Regions from separate parts of the Homo sapiens genome. Here regions 1 and 3 are each linked to region 2. A link is an interaction called in ENCODE POLR2A ChIA-PET data of the cell type or tissue named here. Cell type or tissue: OCI-LY7. All regions are shown on one strand.

Region 1 (2,500 bases), 1.5 Mb after region 2:
AGACTCCCAAGTAGCTGGAGTACAGGTGCACACTATGATGCCTGGCTAATTTTTTGTATTTTTTAGTAGAGACGGGGTTTTGCCATGTTACAGGCATGAGCCACTGCATCCGGCCAAAAATAACCCTTTGATAGAAGTATCACAATCTCCATTTGACAGATGAGGAAATCTGAGTCTCAGAGGTTAACCGACTTTCCAGAAGCCACTTTGGGATAAACCAAAATCCTGATCTCTGATTCCAGAGCCCAACAGGATTCCAAAACCAGTTTTCCTTCACCAGATCTCAGGATATCTGGAATATACTGTTTTGACCCCTCCTCCACCTACTCCCCTATAGAAACATAAAATCAAGAGAGACCCTAAAACAGGTGCATGCACCTACAGCAGTCAGAAGAGCCCACTGGATGCTGCCCCTTGTGAGGGCTAGTCCTGACCTTGAGATGTGCCATTCCCAATGCTTTCTGCGAGAACACAGCACAGCCTTGGGCATCCCACCACCGTTCCGAAAGCCATTCTTCATTCTTCTTGTAATTTGTGGCAGTGATACTAATAATAATTTTTTTAAATAATAGGAAATTGCATTGTGCATTTTCTAGGTGCCAGGTAGGGTCCTCAGTTCTTAGCATGGATTTACTTCATCCTCACAATAATCCCATGAAGTAAATACTCATATTGCCATTTTTCACAAGTAAGAGGATTATAATTTAAATTTTTGGCATAATATGCCCTACTTTTTTTGAGATGGAGTCTGGCTCTGTTGCCCAGAGCTGGAGTGCAGTGGCATGATCTCAGTTCACTGCAACCTCCACCTCCCGGGTTCAAACAATTCTCCTGTCTCAGCATCCTGAGTAGCTGGGATTATAGGTGCCCCCCACCACGCCCGGCTAATTTTTGTATTTTTTGTAGGGACAAGGTTTCACCATGTTGGCCAGGCTGGTCTTGAACTCCTGACCTAAGGTGATCCACCCACCTCAGCCTCCCAAAGTGCTGGGATTACAGGCATGAGCCACTGCGCCTGGCCTATGCCCTACTTTTATAATCAGAAAAAATTTTATAAGCTATACTGACTGAAAAATGAGGAAAAGACAAAATAAGTAGAGAAAACATAAAGGAAGAAAAGAGAGAAAAAGGAAAAACGAATTCCATTTTTTTCACAAATGAGAAAACTGAGGTCTCTCCTAAGGTCGAGATAGGAACTCAGTCAGCCAGGCCCTAAACTCTTTCCTGTGCTGCTATGGTGCCGTCTCTAGAGCAGAGCTGTCTCTAGAGAGTCACAGCACACCTCATAATAAAACTGTGTTTACAGCCGGGAGCAGCGGCTCACACCTCTAATCCTAGCTCTTTGGGAGACCCAGGCGGGTGGATCACTTGAAGCCAGGAGTTTGAGACCAGCCTGGACAACATGGTGAAACCCCGTCTCTACTAAAAATACAAAAAAAAAAAAAGAATCGCATGTGTAGATGTTTATTTTTAAATTGACTACCTGATTTTTGCAGTCAATCATTTGAAAGTTAAAAATTCAAAAACTAGCCAGGGTGGGGGCGAACACCTGCGGTCCCAGCTACTCAGGAGGCTGAGGCATGAGAATCGCTTGAACCCGGAAAGCAGAGGTTGCAGTGAGCCAAGATAGTGCCACTGCACTCCAACCTGGACGACAGAGTGAGACCCTGACTTACAAAAAAGAAAAAACCTGTGTTTACACAAGGTAAGAAGGTTTAAAAGTTTCTAGCAATTATTCTGGACTTTGGTTAAAAGTACAGACACTTGGCCTGCATGGTGGCTCACATCTGTAATCCCAGCACTTTGAGAGGCCAAGGTGGGTGGATCACTTGAGCCCAAGAATTCGAGACCAGCCTGGGCAACATGGCAAAACCCCATCTCTACAAATAATATGAAAAAAAAAAAAAATTAGCCAGGCATGGTAGCATGCACCTGTAGTCTCAGCTGCCCAGGAGACTGAGATGGGAGGATCACCAGAGCCTGTGAGGTCAAGAAGGCTACAGTGAGCTATGATTTCGGCACTACACTCCAGCCTGGGCAGCAGAGTGAGTGAGGGAGGGAGGGAGGGAGGGAAAGGAGGGAGGGAAGGAAAGGAGGGAGGGAGGGAGGGAGGGAAAGGAGGGAGGGAGGGAGGGGGAGAGGAGGAAGGAAGGAAGGAAAGAAAAAATGTATAGACACTCAGCATAAAACAGAGTGAAAACTGAGTTTGGCACTTGTAGTATGTATAAAATTTGAATCACAATCCAAATCTTTCATCATTGCCTTTCTCTTTCAACTATTAAGAATTTTTTTTTTGTTTAAGAAAGGGTCTCATTCTGTTGCCCACACTGGAGCGCAGTGGTCCAACCATAGCTCTTTGGAGCCTTGAACTCCTTGCCTCAAATGATCCTCCTGCCTCAGCCTCGCAAGTACTTAGGACTACAGGCACATGCCACCATGCCCTGCTAGTTTTTTTATTTTATTTTTTGTTTGCTATACTCCCCAGGCTGGTCTTAAACTC
Region 2 (2,500 bases):
GCGATTTACATCTTTTCAGGTTGTGTTTACAGAAAGGAACATCTCCAAGCTAATTTTTACCAGAGCTTCTCTTCTCTGCCTCCCATGAGACCAAGTGTTTGCCAGAAGCCGAGTCATCACTCTGACAACATGACGGTGCCCCTACCCTGCATGTGTTTCTTTTCTTCCAAAACCAATAGAAAAAAACCCCAAAACCTATGTTCACATGTGGTTTTCATGAAAGGAAAGAGTTGTTGACACCATCCAGATGGGGACTGGGAGGCGCTGGTTTCCAGCCTGAAGCTGGGTAGGGCTCTGGGTGAGCGGGATTAGGAGACTCTGATATACTTGGGATGACTCATATCCACTGGGGGCTTAGGAGATGTAAAATAAGCCTGTGCTAGATTTTGCTGTGAAACTCATGATACAAAGGCACATCTCCAACACACCATGGCATTCAGAAGGGCTTCTTTAAGGAGACATCTTCAGAAGGAAAAAGAGCAAATTAGAACTTCAGTGTTTTTGGAGAAGACTCCCGGCTACCTCACCTGTTGCATAAGGCCTTGTGGCCAGCCCGGGAGTTATAGACGATGAGAGTTACTGGTTGTTTTCTAGAGAGGCACAGTCTAGTCTTGTGGAGGGGCTGAGAGGTGCTCTCTGAAACAGCCAGACCAAGAAGGCTGGGGATGTGTGTCCATCATGCTGGGGGTGAATTAGCACCAAGGATCAAGACTGAAGAAGTCCAATTCTGTGTTCAGTACACTTCACATGGAGCCTGGGATAAGGTGAAATAACCTGCTGGGTTGGCCCTTGAGATGGATGGAAAGTGAAAGAAGGGATAGGAGGTAATCAGGAGTGTCCAGGACAATTGTCCTGGACAATTTCCTCGATCGGAAATGGTACCCGTGCTTTTATTTTATTCGTTGCTCAGTGCATAATGAATCTGTTTGGTTGAAATGAAAGGATAGCATCTAGGAAAACAGCTGCCTTCAAAACAAAAGTGATTTTGCTTTCTGGAGCTGCCCTATCAGCAAAGGCAGTTTCACCTTCACCTTGGGGTCAAAAAGATTTGCCTCTTGAATGCATGAGTCAAACCTAAACTGTGTCGGATTTTTTAAACCTATGACCTTTAACCACATTGTTGATTCACAATGTCAAAAAGCTTCATTCTTCTTTTGGACTGGAAAGTTTAAACATACTTAGCACAAAGTTGAATCCTGGGTCCACATTTTTAAAAAAATTACCTTTCTAGTTCAGCTAGAAGAACCTCATTTTAACAGAGCACTGTTTGAAAGACTGCATAAATTATGACCAACAATAACAAACCTTTTTAAACAAACACATTAGAATGTATAACCAAAATACATGTGAGTTTTAGTCACATGATGCTATTATTACTCAAATTATTTTCAAAGTTCCTCTTTCAGAGTGGCCTTGAAGACAACTTGAACAGAAGCAGAAAAATGTCACCTGACTTGATAGTCACAGGTTTGCTTCCTTGATCTCATCCAATTTTCTGCCTTTCACATTCTTTTTGCAACTTTAACCTTGCCCTTCTCCCCTCTTTCACTTCATGAACTAATAACCATGGGACTCCCCCGCCCAACCCTTTAAATATATTGTAATGATGCTACCTGGGAATGGAAAAGTCCAGGAGAAAGACTATGGGGCCAACAACAGCTGGGAATCAGAGAGCCCCATGGTGTATGGGGCGTAACACCCAATATTCCTTTGGGTATTAAGTGCATATAAGAAACATAAGAGGAGGCTGGGCGTGGTGACTCATGCCTCTAATCTCAGCACTTTGGTAGGCCGAGGCGGGTGGATCATGAGGTCAAGAGATCGAGACCATCCTGGCCAACATAGTGAAACCCTGTCTCTACCAAAAATACAAAAATTAGCTGGGTGTGGTGGCACGAGCCTGTAGTCTCAGCTACTTGGGAGGCTGAGGCAGGAGAATTGCTTGAATCCAGGGGGCAGAGATTGCAGTGAGCCAAGATCGTGCCACTGCACTCCAGCCTGGGAGACAGAGTGAGACTCCGTCTCAAAATAAATAAATAAATAAATAAATAAATAAATAAATAAATAAATAAATAAATGAATGTAAGAGGATAACTGATCAAGTGTTCTCTACACAAATCACCACCAGTTGAACCCCCATTAAGGCAGGTAATAGTCCTTGGCTATAGACAAGAGTTGGTACCATGCGCCTAATGTAGGTCTGGATTTGGTTAACATCCTTTTGTGCAACAGGTCAGAGAAGGACTGATAACCAGAACACTGGCAGGCTGTGCTGGAACTGCTTGTTGCTGGATGGCAGGGACATTTGAGGCACAGAGATAAGAAGGGAAAGAACCAACTGTTGCGCGGATTCCCTCAATGGCAGCAGCTGTGTCTTAGTCTGTTTGTGCTGCTAGAACAACATACCTGAGACTGGGTAATTTATAAAGAACAGAAATGTATTTTCACAGTTTTGGAGGTTGAATGTTCAAAATCTAGATGCCAGCAGGTTCGGTGTCTG
Region 3 (2,500 bases), 470 kb before region 2:
GTTTTGTCCAAACTGCCTTCTCGTCTAACAAGAAAAGTCTTCCCTGGGTGATTTCATCCATTCCCATACTTTACTACCTACTATTCATAATTGTGATGTCTAAATATCCATCTCATTTGAACATGCTTTTTCTTTTGCAAATCTTCTGGTTTCTACATACTCTGCCTAAAGAATCCATCTTTCCTCCCCCTGGCAAAAACCTCAGGCTTTAAGATCTAAAGTGTCACTACCTCAGTGAAGTCTTCACCAACTTTCCCAAATAGCGTTAGTTAATATCCTAGTTTAGAAATCACTTTGAAGTACACCATCTCATGAGATCCTCACAAAAGAGGCAAGTATTATCACATCCCGTCTAGAAATGAGGAAACTGAGGTTTGAAGAGATCAGCAACTTGAACAAGGAAGCACTACTACAAATGGAAAACATCAACTTAAATCCAGGTCTTCTAACTCTGGGCCCAGTGTTTTTTGTTTTTTCTTCCCATTTTCATTTATAGAGACAAGGTCTCACTATGTTGCCCAGGCTGGTCTGGAACTCCTGGGTTCAAGCAATCCTCCTGCCTGGGCCTCCCAAAATGCTAAGATTACAGGCAGGGGCCACCATTCCCAGCCTCAGTCTTCCTTCTAATACACCAAGATGCTCTCAAAGGAAAAGAGATTTACAAATTTAGTAGCTTTACTATTGTAATTAAGAAAAATTAATTAGTCTTGTCTGTTTCTAGAAATTAATTCCTAATTAAATGTTTAATCCAGTAACAGAATTATTAAAATTATTTTTAATTATAGGCACACATACCCAAATTGGTTAAAAGAAGTTTTTTTTTAAATGAAGAAAAACAACTTAGAAAAAAACAGAAAATAAAAGTTGAGAATATTTTAAAAAGAAGGAAGGGGCCAAGCACAGTGGTACACGCCTCCAATTCCAGCACCTTGGGAGGATGAGGCAGGCGGATTGCTTGAGCCTAGGAGTTCAAGACTAGCCTGGGCAACATGGCAAGACCCCATCTCTACAATAAATACAAAAATTAGCTGGGCATGGTAGCATGCACCTGTAGTCCCAGCTACTCGGAAGCCTGAGGTGGGAAGGATCACTTGAGCCCAGATGGTTGAGGCTGCAGTGAGCCATGATCACACCACTGCACTCCAGCCTAGGCAACAGAGTAAGACATGTCTCAAAAAATAAAAAATAAGAGTACAAAAATAAGTTCTTTACATTTTAAATAAAGAAATTGAAAATCTTGAAGCCAATAATCTAATACACAGGCCTTTTTAGCCAATAAATTAGGTATAGGATCTACTTTCATAAAGCCATCTAATTCTGCTTCTGTTTGAAGAGAGGAGAAGATAAATAATATTGATAAATAAGATTAAATTCAGAAAACAAAAATTGCCGATAATACTATGACTAGGAAGTACCTAGGCATCATTGAGATGGTTAGTGAAGGATCAGTGAACACAGAGCTCTAGGCCAAGAAGCCAAAGAGCAGAACAGCAGAGGGAGTTGCAGCTGAAACATTACCATTTTGCAGCCATTGTGGAAAAGACAGGTTCAGGAGATTGATCAATGGTTGTTAAATGTAGAAGTGGTCCATTTAAAAAAGAGCAAGACATCTGCATGGTCTCAGTGTCTCCCCACAGATAATTTGAAAAAAAAAAAAAAAAAAACAGAAATGACACCACAGAGAAACTGGACAACCCTGTGACTAGGAAAATTAACATCATGAAGATGGACAACCTATGCCTCCAAATGTAATAGTTCAAGAAGCATGCATCACCTATGGTAGTATCCCAGCCAAGGATACATAACCTGAATCTAAACATGAGGAAACACCAGCAAACCCAAAAACTGATTAACATAAAATAAAATAATAGGCTTTGCAATCCTTAGATATGTCAAATTCATGAAAGACAAAAAAGGCTAAGGAACTATCCCAGATTAAAGAAGATTAAAGAGACATGGCAACTAAATTAAATATATTATCTTGGACTGGAAACTGTACTTGAGGAAAAAAATGCTTGGGAAAAAAAACACTTTATTGGAACAAAGGATAAAATTAGATTAATTTCCTGAATACATCAACACTGTAGTTGCGTAAGAGAATATCTTTGTTCTTAAAAATTACACATTAAGATTTTCATTGTAAAAGAACATGATGTGTACAACTGAGTCTCCAATGGTTCAGAAGACATAATAACATGAATACGTATATGTGCCTGAATATGCATGGGGAGAGTGAGTGGCAGAGAGAGTAAGCAAGCAATGTAGCATTTTTTTTTTAATTGGTAAATCTGCAAAAGGGTAGCTCTCTGTGTCATTGTTGCAACTTTTTTGTAAACTTGAAACTATTTCATCAGAGTAAACCATTAAAAACCAGAGGTGAGGAATAGGGTAAGCTTTAAGTTTTTTATATAAACTTTGTCATTCGATTTTTTAAAAGGCAAGTAATATTACGGTTTTATAAATGAGAAAATGTGGACTCAAGAGAGATTTAATGACCACT

The links. Peaks named below come from ENCODE experiments on the same cell type or tissue, not always from the same donor. Only the 100,000 strongest peaks of a DNase experiment are listed, where the experiment ranks them.
Region 1: POLR2A ChIA-PET joins it to region 2 with 5 read pairs; 1 of 35 experiments calls an interaction of 5 or more read pairs at or near these places.
Region 3: POLR2A ChIA-PET joins it to region 2 with 6 read pairs; 2 of 35 experiments call an interaction of 5 or more read pairs at or near these places.

Annotation. Positions count from the first base shown.
Region 1 is chr5:80,226,175-80,228,674 of GRCh38, forward strand. All of the region lies in intron 1 of SERINC5 (serine incorporator 5), which reads right to left. Among named protein-coding and RNA genes, the nearest start is that of SERINC5, 29 kb to the right of the region's middle. In OCI-LY7, no CTCF peak of the experiment used is centred here; a DNase peak (open chromatin) is centred at 1,257; H3K4me3 peaks cover 416 bases; H3K27ac peaks cover 748 bases.
Region 2 is chr5:78,757,247-78,759,746 of GRCh38, forward strand. The region is part of intron 3 of LOC124900191 (a long non-coding RNA gene); the gene reads right to left. Among named protein-coding and RNA genes, the nearest start is that of LHFPL2, 110 kb to the left of the region's middle. RefSeq lists an enhancer at 432-481. In OCI-LY7, no CTCF peak of the experiment used is centred here; a DNase peak (open chromatin) is centred at 1,425; H3K4me3 peaks cover 755 bases; H3K27ac peaks cover 1,474 bases.
Region 3 is chr5:78,289,776-78,292,275 of GRCh38, forward strand. All of the region lies in intron 1 of AP3B1 (adaptor related protein complex 3 subunit beta 1), which reads right to left. Among named protein-coding and RNA genes, the nearest start is that of AP3B1, 3.7 kb to the right of the region's middle. In OCI-LY7, CTCF peaks have their summits at 1,433 and 1,679; no DNase peak of the experiment used is centred here.